Linked DNA regions of Homo sapiens: region 2 is linked to region 1. A link is a contact called in ENCODE Hi-C or POLR2A ChIA-PET data. All regions are on one chromosome and are shown on one strand. Each heading gives the region's core, a stretch centred on a gene start or an enhancer-like site at or near the end of the contact. The rest is flanking DNA. Distances are from core to core; before and after follow the strand shown. Region 1 overlaps DIP2C (disco interacting protein 2 homolog C). Region 2 overlaps LARP4B (La ribonucleoprotein 4B).

Evidence for each region. Hi-C counts contacts between places; a loop is a spot of excess contacts on that map. ChIA-PET counts read pairs that join two places held with the same protein, here RNA polymerase II (POLR2A). Pooled maps may share reads with other maps.
Region 2: a loop to region 1 is called in a pooled map, with 4 times the contacts of the local background. The contact joins two enhancer-like sites. A Hi-C loop is called at or near these places in 2 of 50 pooled maps. POLR2A ChIA-PET finds 5 or more read pairs at or near these places in 2 of 52 experiments (B cell and BJ).

The regions. Positions count from the first base shown.
Region 1 is chr10:330,682-337,110 of GRCh38, forward strand. The region is part of intron 29 of DIP2C (disco interacting protein 2 homolog C); the gene reads right to left. It overlaps LOC124902362 (a long non-coding RNA gene), which reads right to left. Exons shown (of 2, transcript XR_007062030.1): 2 at 4,344-5,171. Among named protein-coding and RNA genes, the nearest start is that of ZMYND11, 200 kb to the left of the region's middle. Within about 2 kb of position 2,815, at least 4 of the 41 ENCODE cell types and tissues checked have a DNase peak (open chromatin) inside an H3K27ac peak, as active enhancers do; they include B cell, where a contact is called at or near this core.
Region 2 is chr10:849,193-855,087 of GRCh38, forward strand. All of the region lies in intron 5 of LARP4B (La ribonucleoprotein 4B), which reads right to left. Among named protein-coding and RNA genes, the nearest start is that of LARP4B, 80 kb to the right of the region's middle. Within about 2 kb of position 2,884, at least 3 of the 41 ENCODE cell types and tissues checked have a DNase peak (open chromatin) inside an H3K27ac peak, as active enhancers do; they include B cell, where a contact is called at or near this core.

The DNA.
Region 1 (6,429 bases), core at 1,565-4,064:
TTGCCTAGGCTCATCTTGAACTTCGGGGCTCAAGCAATCCTCTCTTGTTCCTGCTGTGGCCATGTAAGATGTGCCTGGCCTCCCAAAGTGTTGGGATTACAGGCATGAGCCACCATGCCCAACCTACACAATTTTTTTTTTTTTTTTTTGAGACAGGGTCTCACTCTGTCACCCAGACTGGAGTGCAGTGGTGTGATCTGGGTTCATTATAACCTCTGCCTTTCAAGCTGAGGCCATCCTCCCACCTCAGTCCCTGAGTAGCTGGGACTACAGATGCACAACACTATGCCTGGCTAATTTTTTTTTTTTTTTTTTTTGTAGATACGGTTTCGTATTGTTGCCCAGGCTGGTCTCAAACTCCTGGCTTCAAGTACTCCTCCTATCTTAGCCTCCCAAAGTGCTAGGATTATAGGCATGAGCTGCCATAAGAGGCCTACGCAAAATTTTATCAGTGAAACAGCACTATGATTAACGAGTTAGGCCTTGTTAACTACTATGCTATAATACTAAAGCCAGTTCTTTAATGTAGCCAATCTCATCTAAAAATTTTCATAATTGTTTATAAGAGAATCCAACTAAAGAAATGTAAGGAAGTTAGGTTGGCTAACAAAATTTATTTCAAACGGGACCCTTAGTATGAAAAACTACTCTTCGGCAAATGTGACAAAGGCGTTTTTGGGCAATTTTCCATTTCTTTCCTCATTCTTATTCCAAAGCTTGATTTATTCTTTTCAAAAGGACACATAGCCCTCTGTGTCTGTGGGTTCCTCACCCCTGGCTTCAACCATGAATCAAAGATATTCATGAAAAAATCTGCATCTATACCTAACTTGTAGATTTTCTTATCATTAGTGACTAAACAACATAGTACAACTATTCACACAGCATTTACATTGTGTTAGGTATTACAAGTAATCCAGAAATTATTTAAAACATGAGAGAGGAAGTGCATAGGTGATGTGCTCGTATGATGCCATTTTATATCAGGGACTTGAGCATCCTCGCTCTTTGCTTTCTGCAGTGGTCCCGGAACCTATCTCCTCCGTGGACACCGAGGGACGACTTTCTAGCAAATAGTGACCTTTCCAAGGGTTTAATACTTTGAGAACAGGGTTAGGCACATAAGGGGTGAATATCAGGCCTCGAATTTTTACTCTGCTGTAAACTGGCCATTTCATCTTAGTTTTAAAAATTTTACTGTGGTAAAACATATGTAACATAACATTTACCATATTAACCACTTCTTTTCTTTTTTTCTGAGACAGAGTCTTACTTTGTCACCCAGGCTAGAGTGCAGTGGTGTGATCACAGCTCACTGTAGCCCTGACCTCATGGGCTCAAGTGATCCTCCCACTTCCCAAGTATCTGGGACTAGAGGCACGTACCACCATGACTGGGACTAGAGACTAGAGGCACATACCACCATGACTGGCTAACTTAAAACTTTTTTTGTGGAGATGGGGTCTCACTATGTTGCCCAAGCTGGTCTTGAACGCCTAGGTTCAAGCAATCCTCCTGCCTCGGACACCCAAAGTCATTTTAACCATTTCTAAGTGTCCCTGGAAGTGGCTTCCTCAAAAATACACATCAGCATTAATGATTTGCTCTGTCAGAATTGTCAGCACACAACGGGCTTGGGAACCCAGTGTGAATTCCTGGCCAGAGAATTTCAAATATACTTGTGAAAACTAAATATAGTTTCACCTCCCTCCTCATCACCATAAATAAGAAATCAACATTAAGAAAACACAAATCTTGACAGCAGAAACAAATAGAAAACCCAACTCATGATTTCCTAATTGCCCTTACCTCACTCAATACAGCAAATTTTGATTAATTGCTGTATTAGCCAAAATTGATTTTTGGCACTGGCAATAAATTCTGCTATGGACAAGACAAACCTACTTAAGAGCAGGTTGCTTATTCTCAAGACATTATTCTCTGAGAATGTTGGGAACCTGAGCTGTTCTTCAGATCTTAACTTCAAAAAGAATAAAAATAGACATTTTGGTAAGTAATACACATTCGCACATTAGCAATTTGATGATTTCAGATTACTAACCTGACAAAATATACCAACAACTGAAAACTCTCCTAACTTGGGAATTCAACAAGACAGGTTCATCTCACCTGGGGGTCCTGGGTCATACCCTGTCTGCCAGCAGGCATGCCATCCAGCCCAGGGTCTCCCTACACACTTGAGTTACTGCAATGAAGCACTTTATTATTTTTTATTGTTGAGACAGAGTCTCACTCCGTCGCCCAGGTTGGAGTGCAGTGGTGCATTCTTGGCTCAATGCAACCTCTGCCTCCTGGGTTCAAGTGATTCTCCTGCCTCATGCTCCTGAGTAGCTGGGATGACAGGCGTGTGCCACCACGCCAGGCTAATTTTTGTATTTTTAGCAGAGACGAGGTTTCATCATGTTGGCCAGGCTGGTCTCAAACTCCTGACCTCAAGTGATCCACCCACCTCAGCCTCCCAAAGTGCTGGGATTACCTGCATGAGCCACCGCACCCGGCCTATTCTTTTTAAAACACCCGTCGGCTTTATTTAGGTATACTTTGCATACCCTAAGTTTCACTCATTTTAAGCACAGAATGGCTTTTAATAAAATTGAAGAGTTGTAAAATGGTCACTACTCTAGAACATTCCCATCACCTGAAAGGGATCCCGTGTCCATCTGCAGTCAGTCCCATTTCCAGCCCTAGCCCCAGTCATCATTCTACTTTGTTTACAAATTTGCCTTTTCTGGACACTGCCTACCACACAGCCACACTTCCCTCCCTCAGCAGGTGCTTCTGAGCTCATCCTGTGCAGAAGCACCCACCATGTGGACGTGGCAGGCGTCACCTGTTCAGTCACCTGCTAGCGGATACCTGGATTGTTTCCTTGTGTTGACCGAGGTTCCAGGGAACTTACACCAAGTCTCTGAGTGGATGTTCGCTTTCCTTTCTCCTAGGAGTGCAGCTGCTGAGTCAATGCAGCAAGTCTGCTTAATTAAGATCATGCCAAACAGTGGCTTCCCCATTTTACATTCCCACTATCAATGTATGAGAATTCGTTTTTCCACCTTCTTGGTTACTGTTGCTTTGCAGTGTAAGTTTTGAAGTCAGAAAACACGAGCTCTCCAACTTTATTTCCTGTGTTTTCGGTGACAGCATTCTAGTGGGTGTGAAGTGGTATCTCACTGTGGTTTTAATTTGCATTTCCCTAATTAACGCTAGGTATCTTTTCACGTCCTTATTGGCCATTTGTATGTCTTCTTCTGGTGAGATATCTATTCAGATCTCTTGCCCGTGTTTATGTTGCTTGTTTCTGAGTTTTGAGTGTTTATTACATAGGCTGGGTGCAGTGGCTCACGCCTGTAATCCCAGCACTTTGGGAGGCTGAAGCGGGCAGATTACTTGAGGTAAGGAGTTCAAGACCAGCCTGGCCAACATGGCAAAACACTGTCTCTACTAAAAATACAAAAAAAATAGCCAGGTGTGGTGGTGCATGCCTGTACTTCCAGCTACTTGGGAGGCTGAGGCAGGAGAATCACTTGAACCTTGGAGGCAGAGGTGGCAGTAAGCTGAGATCAAGCTACTGCACTCCAGCCCGGGTGACAGAGCAAGACTGTCTCAAAAAAAAAAAAAAAAAAAAAGAAAAAATTTATTACATAGGTGCTTAGAAGTGCTTCATGAGATTTATAATTTGCAAATATTTTTTCCCAGACTGTGGCTTGTCTTTCTACTTAATTCTGTCTTTTGATATACAAAAGTTTTAAATTTTGTTCCAGTCCAGTTTATCAGTATTTATGTAGTATACCTTTGATGAACTCTGTGCCTAACCAAGATTATGAAAATTTACTCCTGTGTTTTCTAAAATTTTTATAATTTTTGCTCTTACATTAAGATCTATGATCCACTTGAACTAACTTAGGTATATGACGTTGAGTCAAGGTTTAATCTTTTTTCCTTTTCATGTGAATGTCCGAATTTCCCAGCATCTGTTGTTGGAAAAACTTTTCTTCATTGAATTGCTCGGGTAACTCTATTAAAAAATTATTTGACCATAAATATAAGGGTTTATTTCTGGACTCTCAATTCTGTTTCTCATATATATAATCACTCTATCTCAATGCCAGTACATTGTTCTGGTTATTGCAGCTTTGCAATATTTTTGAAATCAGGAATGAGAAGTTCTGAATTCTCCAATTTTGTTAACCTATTTTAAAACTGCTTTCACTATTGTGGGTCCTTTATATTTACTTCAGGATATTATCAATTTCTGCCCCAAAAAACCCCCAAAAAATAGCCTGCCAAGATTTTGGTAGGAATTACATTGAACCTATAAAGCAATGTGGGGAGAACTACCATTTTAATAATATTGAATCTTCCAATACATGAATACAGGCTATCTGACACAATTTTTAAAAACAGGTGTAATCTTAAAAAATATTTTGAAACAATACCATTATACTCATATGTCTCAGATAAACAATCCTCTATGACAGAAGAAAGCTTTAGGATGAGGACACAAATTATTTGTGTTACTTAACTTTCAAACAATCACAAAGTTATAGAAAATGTACAAGTACGTTTAAAATAATTCTCTCTCCTTGGATTATCTAATGGTGAATCACTGACCTGATGCGTAATCCCAGACACTTCAGGGGGGATTTCCAACAAACAAGTCTATTTTCCTCCATAAACACCTAAGCCATCAAAATCAGAAAACCAACGCATTCCTCCTGTCCCAGCTCAGACCCTGTTCAAGTTTCTCTAGCCATCCCCAATTACCCAGTTTGCACAGGCACACTGCAAGAAAGTGGTCGGCTCTCAGCTTCCCGCTGCCCAGAGCGAGTTTCTGGATGTTTCCGTGACTCTCACGACACCAGGCTTTGGGAAGATTCTAGGCAGGTGCATTGTCCAATCAGTCCCCTAACTTGGGGGCTGGTGCTTCCACATGGGGAGATCCAGGACAGGCATCTTCGGCAGGAGTATCGCGGATGCGGCTCTCTTCATCCCACCCGCTGTGTGCTACAGGCTTCACCATCACTGAGGTTTGCCTGGACCAGCTGGTTCAGGCTTTTCCACCATGAAGACTCTCTTTCCTTTAACTATTTCGTGGATGGCTACTATAGAAATCCTCACTTCTCATCAAGCTTTCCATTTGTTCATCTGTGTATCTGAATAGTTGGAAAATTTCCTATTTTACTCAAAGTGTTACAACCTGTTGCAATCTTTATTCTTGAGACAGGGTCTCGCTCTGTCACCCAGGCTTGAGTGCAGTGGCGTGATCTCAGCTTACTGCAACCTCAACCACCCAGGCTCAAGTGATCCTCCACCTCAGCCTCCCAAGTAGTTGGGACCACAGGCGCACACCACTACACCCGGCTAACTAAAAAAAAAATGTTTTTGTAGGCTAGGTGTGGTGGTTCATGCCTATAATTCCAACACTTTGGGAGGCTGAGGTGGGAGGATAGCTTGAGCCCAGGAGTTCAAAACCAGCCTGGGCAACATGGCAAGACGCCATCTCTAAAAAAAAATTTAAAAATCAGCATCCCTGAGGTCCCAGGATAGCGATGCTTTGGTCAAGGATGGGTCCGTGTACAATGGTGGTCTCATGAGCCTGTAACGAAGCTGAAAAATTTCTACTGCCTAGAGATGCTGAAGCACACCACGTTACTTGTGTTGGTGGTGGTAACTGGTCTAAACAAACCTGTGCTGCCAGTCATATAAAAGCACAGCACATACAATCATGTCTTCAGTTCTGTTTACACGATGAATCACATTTTTTTATTTGCATATGATACCTAGCATCTTAGAGATGAAGCCTACTTGGGCACGGTGGATTAGGTTTTTGATGAGCATATACAATTATGTACACAACTTAATACTTTAACCATGATGACAAACAACTGTTACTGGTTTATGAATTTACTGTACTTTGTTATTTTACAGCATCCTCCTACTTATAAAAAAGAAAGTAAATTGTAAAACAGCCTCAGTGGGTCCTTCAGGAGGGTCTTCCAGGAGAAGGTATTGTTATCCTAGGAGATCATGGCTCCGTCTGCGTCCTGTCCCTGAAGGCCCTCCAGTGGGACAAGAGGTGGAGGGGAAAACAGTGACACTGAACACCCTGGCCCTGTGGAGGCCTAGGCAGCTGTGTGTGTGTGTGTTGTGGAGGCCTAGACTGGTGTGTGTGCGCGTGTTGTGGAGGCCTAGGCAGGTGTGTGTGTGTGTGTGTGTGTGTGTTGTGGAGGCCTAGACTGGTGTGTGCGCGTGTGTGTGTGTTGTGGAGGCCTAGGCAGCTGTGTGTGTGTGTGTTGTGGAGGCCTAGGCAGCTGTGTGTGTGTGTGTGTGTGTTGTGGAGGCCTAGACTGGTGTGTGTGTGTGTGTGTGTGTGTTGTGGAGGCCTAGACTGGTGTGTGTGTGCGTGTGTGT
Region 2 (5,895 bases), core at 1,634-4,133, 520 kb after region 1:
GAACACATGGGACAAAAAGAAACAGAACACGTCTAGCACTCAATCTTGGTTTCTGATATCACTGTCCAATGAAGGACCCAGCGCTCCTTGGAGAAATGGCTGATTCTAAGGCTGAAGCAAGGAGAAACAAAACAAAACAAAATAACCACAAAAAAACCCTATGTTGATGGGGCATGTCAAAGGGAGCCGACCAGAACTCCTGATGGCCAAAGCTAGAAGAACAATTTGAGCAACAAAATAAAGCAGTACTGGATTATAACCAAAAGTATAAAACAAACATTCTGGAATCCACACTGCTATAAAGAGTTGAATAAGTAAATAAATAAAGGAGAAGAGACAAATCTCCCATACATAAGAATTTTAAATAATTTACGAAGATTCGTGTCCTCATGGAGGGGGACCATAAATCCCCAACTCCTTAAGTGTGGGCTGTACGCAGCGACTTCCTTCCAAACAGTACAACATGGAAATGGGGAGGGAAAGGGTAACTTCATAGTGAGAAACCCAGTAAACAGCCAGGTGATCAAGATCAACACCAACAGTGGTAAGTCACGTTGACAATGTGCACCCTTGATATATGTGATAAAAGTGGTGTTTTACCTTCTCAAACCCATTACCACTATAGTATCATAATGAGGAAAACATCAAATTCTAATAGAAGAGAATGTTGTTACAAAATACTTGACTAGTACTCTTCAGAACTATTATATCAAAACTACCACAAACAAGGAAAGCCTGGGAAACTGTTACAGCCAAGAGGAGCCTAAGGAGACGTAACAATGAAATATAATGTGGTTCTCAGCTGAGATCCCGCAACAGAAAAAGGACGTTAGGTTACGATGTATCACTACTGGTTCAGTGATTGGGACAAATGTACCATATTAATGCAAGATGTCGGTAATAGGAAAAACTGGGTGCCAGGTATATGGGAATTCTGTGTGTTCAATCATCTCAATTTTTCTAAGTCTAAAACTATTCTAAAACAAATAGCAAGATGAGAGACCTAAACCTAACCAAAGCAATTACCACACTAAATGTTAACGTTCTAAATAGAAGACAAAAAAGCAAAACCCAAATGTTATGTTATCTACAACAAATGCACTTTATTAAATACACAAATAGCTTAAAGTAAAAAGGATATAAGATATACCATATTAAGGCTAGTCAAAAGAAACCTGGAGTGATTACATTAATGTGAGACAAAGTAAATTGAGAGCAAAGACTATTACTAAAGATAAAGAGAGGGGTCAATGAATCAAGAGGCCACAAAAAAGTCTTCAAAATACGTGAAGCAAAAACTGATAAAACTAAAAGGATAAACAGACAAATGCAAAAATTAACAGAACCTTTCTTTCAATAGTTGACAGAACAAGTAGACAGAAATCAGAAAGAGTACATTAATCTTGAACACTACCACTCAACTTGACCTCATTAACACTGACAAAATATTCCCCATAGCAACAGCAAAACACATATTCTTCTCAAGGACAAATGGAATATTTAACAAGACAGCCCATATTTGAAGCCATAAAATAAGACTTAATATATTTAAAGAAATTCAAGTCATACAAAGTATGTTCTTTGACCACAATGAAATTAAACTAGAAATTAATAAAAGAAAGATCCCTGGAAAACCCCCAAATATTTGTAAACTAAATCAAATATCTCTAAATTATCTATGAGTCAAAGAAAAAAAATCAAAAAAGAAATACAGTATTTGGAAGTAACTGAAAATGAAAACAATGCATCTAAATTTGAGAGATTCTGCTTAAGCACTACTTATGGGGAAAATAGTAAAACTAAATGACTATATCAGAAAATAAGAAAGGCCTCATATTAATGAGCTCTGCTTCCACCTTAGGACACAGAAGAAAGGGTAAATTAAACCCAAAGAAATCGTAAGAGAGTATATTACAAACATCAGAAGAAAGAATGAAATAGGAAAGAGTAAAACAAATGAGAAAAATCGATAAAATGAAAACACTAACTTTTTTTTTTTTTTTTTTTTTGAGATGGAGTTTCGCTCTGTCCCCCATGCTGGAGTGCAATGGTGCGATCCTGGCTCACTGCAACCTACGTTTCCTGGGTTCAAGCAGTTCTCCTGCCTCAGCCTCCCGAGGAGCTGGGACCACAGGCGCCCGCCACCACAGGCGGCTAATTTTTGTATTTTTAGTAGAGATGGCGTTTCACTATGTTGACCAGGCTGGTCTTGAACTCTTGACCTCACGTGATCTGCCCGCCTCGGCCTCTCAAAGTGCTGGGATTACAGGTGTGAACCACCATGCCCAACAGAAAACACCTTTTGATAAGGTCAATAAAACTAACAAACCTCTACCCAGACTGATTGGGATTATAAAGAAGACACAAATTACCAATAACAGAGATGAGTGATGTAACATGACTACAGATTTCACAGGTGATAACAGAGTATTATGAACAACTCTGTGCTGTAAATCCCACAACTCAGATGAAATAGACCAAATCTTTGTAACTATATAAACCAAAGCTCCCTCAAGAAGAAATAAATGAGTAGCACTATGAAAAAATAAACTGTAGTTGAAAGCTTTCCCACAAATAAAACTCCTGCCCAGGTGGGACGCAGTGGCTCATGCTTGTAATCTCAGCATCTAGAGAGGCTGAGGTGAGCGGATCGCTTGAGCTCAGGAGTTTGGAGACCAGCCTGGGTAACATGGTGAAACTCCATCTCTACAGAAAATACAAAAATAAGCCAGGCGTGGTGGTGTGCTACTGTAGTCCCAGCTACTTGGGAGGCTAAGGCGGGAGAATCGCCTGAGACCGGGAGGTTGGGACTGAGTGAGCCATGATGATGCTACTGCACTCAAGCCTGGGTGGCAGAGCAAGACTCTGTGAGCAACTAAACTAAGTAAGTTTAGTAAGTAAGAAAGGAAAGAAGAAAAAAGGAAAACTCCTGCCCACATGACTTGTTTCACTTCCTCATATGAGGGTGAAATAATACGTAACCTCTTCCAAAAACTTAAATAGAAAGAAAAACACTGAAATGAAAACTAGAAACCAAGATCCCAGGTGTAAAAATTCTAAGCAAAGTTTTGGTAAATGGAATCCAGTAGTATATCCAAAGTATACTGTATCATGATCTACAGAGGTTTAGACCACAAATGTTGGTATCACATTTGAAAAACAATTAATACAATTCATCCGAACACACTAAAAAACAACAAATATATGCCCATCTCCATAGATGACAAATTACAATATTCATTCCTCATAAAAATCTCTCAGCAAACCAGGAAAAGAAGAGTGCCTCATCAACATATAAAGGGCACAGACCTAAAACCACCACTAACGTTATACTTCATGGTGAAATACTGAGTGCCTCTTGTAAGACCAGAGACAACCCAAACGTTTGTTCATTCTTTCCACTTCTGTTCACCTTTGTACTGGAGGGCCTATCTAGTACAACGGGGCAGGATAAAGAAATAAAAGGCATCAAGATTGGAGAGAAAGTAAAACAGTCTTCATTCTAAAATAATCCAATCATCTATGTAGAAAATCCAATGTAATCTACAAAAAAGTGTCTAAAACTAATAAGTGAGCATAACAAAATTTCTGGGTTTGGACTCAATACATAAAAATGAATGCTTTGATATACTAGTAACAAACAACTGCAAATACAAATTTTAAAAATCACTTACAATAGCACCAAAAAATATAAAATACTTATAAACTGGATAAAAGATGTAAAAGACCAGTACACTGAAAACCAAAAAATACTTCTGAGAGAAATTAAAGATCTAAACAAGTAAGAGATACATCTTGTTCATGGATATTGTTCAGATGTCAATGTTCTCCAACTGATCTATAGATTCAGTGAACCCCCCAACAAAAATCTCAGCACTTTGTAGATATTAACAACCTCATTCTAATTTGCATGGAAATACACAGGAACTGGAATTTAAAAAGTAACTATGAAAAACAGAGTTGGAAGGCTATCACTACCTAATTTCAAGAATTATTAACAGTACAGGCATACCTCAGAGATATCATGGGTTCAGTTCCAGAGTGCTGCAATCAAGCAAATATTGCAATAAAGCAAGTCACACAAAGTTCTGTTTTCCCAGTGAATATAAAAATTATGAGTACACTAAACTGTTGTATATTTAATGTGAGATAGCAGTATGTCCTTAAAAAAAAAACTACAATACCTTCATTTAAACATACTCTATTGCTGGCTGGGCATGCTGGCTCAGGCCTGCAATCCCAGCACTTTGGGAGGCCGAGGCAAGTGGAACACCTGGGGTCAGGAGTTCAAGACCAGCCTGGCTAACATGGCAAAACCCTGTCTCTAATAAAAATACAAAAATTAGCTGGGCATGGTGGCACATGCCTGTAGTCCCAGCTACTTGGGAGGCTGAGGCACAAGAATCACTTGAACCCTGGAGGCAGAGGCTGCAATGAGCTGTGATCATGCCACTGCACTCCAGCCTAAGTGACGGAGTGAGATTATGTCTGGAAAAAAATAAATAAAAAGAATCTATTGTTGGAAAATGTTAACGATCATCTGAGCCTTCAGCAAATAATAATCTTTTTTGCTGGTCCTGCCTTGATGATGAGGGCTGACTGTTCAGGATGGTGGCTGCTGAAAACTTGGGTGGCTGCGGCAATTTCTTAAGACAACAGCGAAGTATATCACGTGGACGGACTCTTGCTTTCACCAAAGATTTCTCTGCAGCGTGTGATGCTGTTTGATATCATTTTGTCAACAGTGGGACTTCTTTCAAAATTAGTCAATCCTCTCAAACCCTGCTGCTGCTTTATCAGCTAGGTTTATGGAATATTCTAAATCCTTTGTTGTCATTTCAACAATATTCACAGCGTCTTCACCAGGAATACATTCTAACTCAAGAAACCATTTTCTTTGCTCATCCATAAGAAGCAAGTTTTACACATTCAAGTTGTACATGAGATTGCAGCAATTCAGTCATATTTTCAGGCTGTACTTCTGATTCCAGTTCTCTTCCTATTTCTACTACCTCTGCAGTGACTTTCTCCACTGGTCATGAACCCCTCAATGTCCTCCGTGAGGGCTGGAATCAACGCCTCTGGTTAATGTTGACATTTTGGCCTTCCCTCACGAATCACAAATGTTCTTAACAGCATCTAGAATGGTGAATCCTTTCCAGAATCCATCAGAGGAACCATGATCTATACAGCTAGAGCCTTATGAAATGTATTTTTTAAATAAGAAAATTTGAAAACACAATGACTCCTTGATCCATAGGCTACCGAATGGATGTTGTGTTAGCAGCCATGAAATCAACATTCATCTCCTTGTACACCTGTCAGAGCTCTTGGGTAACTAGGTACATTTTCAATGAGAAATTAAAATCTGAAAAATATCTTTGTTTTTTTTTTTCCTGAGCAGTAGGTCTAAACAGTAAGCTTAAAATATTCAGTAAACCATGATGTAAACAGATGTCCTGTCATCCAGGCTTTGTTGTTCCACTTAAAGAACACAGGGAGAGCAAATTTAGCATCATTCTTATGGGCCCTAGGATTTTCAGAATGGGAAATGAGCACTGGCTTCAAGTTAACGTCACCAGCTCCATTAGCCCCAACAAGAGAGTTGGTTTCTAATGTTGAAACCAGGATTAACTTCTTCTCTTTAGCTATGAAAGTCCTAGATAACATTTCCTTCTAATATAAGGCTATTTTGTCTCGATTGAAAATCTGTCATTTACTGTAGCCATCTTCATCAATTATCTTACCCAGATCTTCTGGATAACTTGCTGTTTCACCTTGCATTTTTATGTTATGGAGACTGCTTCTTTTCTTTAACTTCATGAAATAACCTCTGTGAGCTTCAAACTTTTCTTCTGCAGCTTCCTCACCTCTCAGCCTTCACAGAACTTAAGA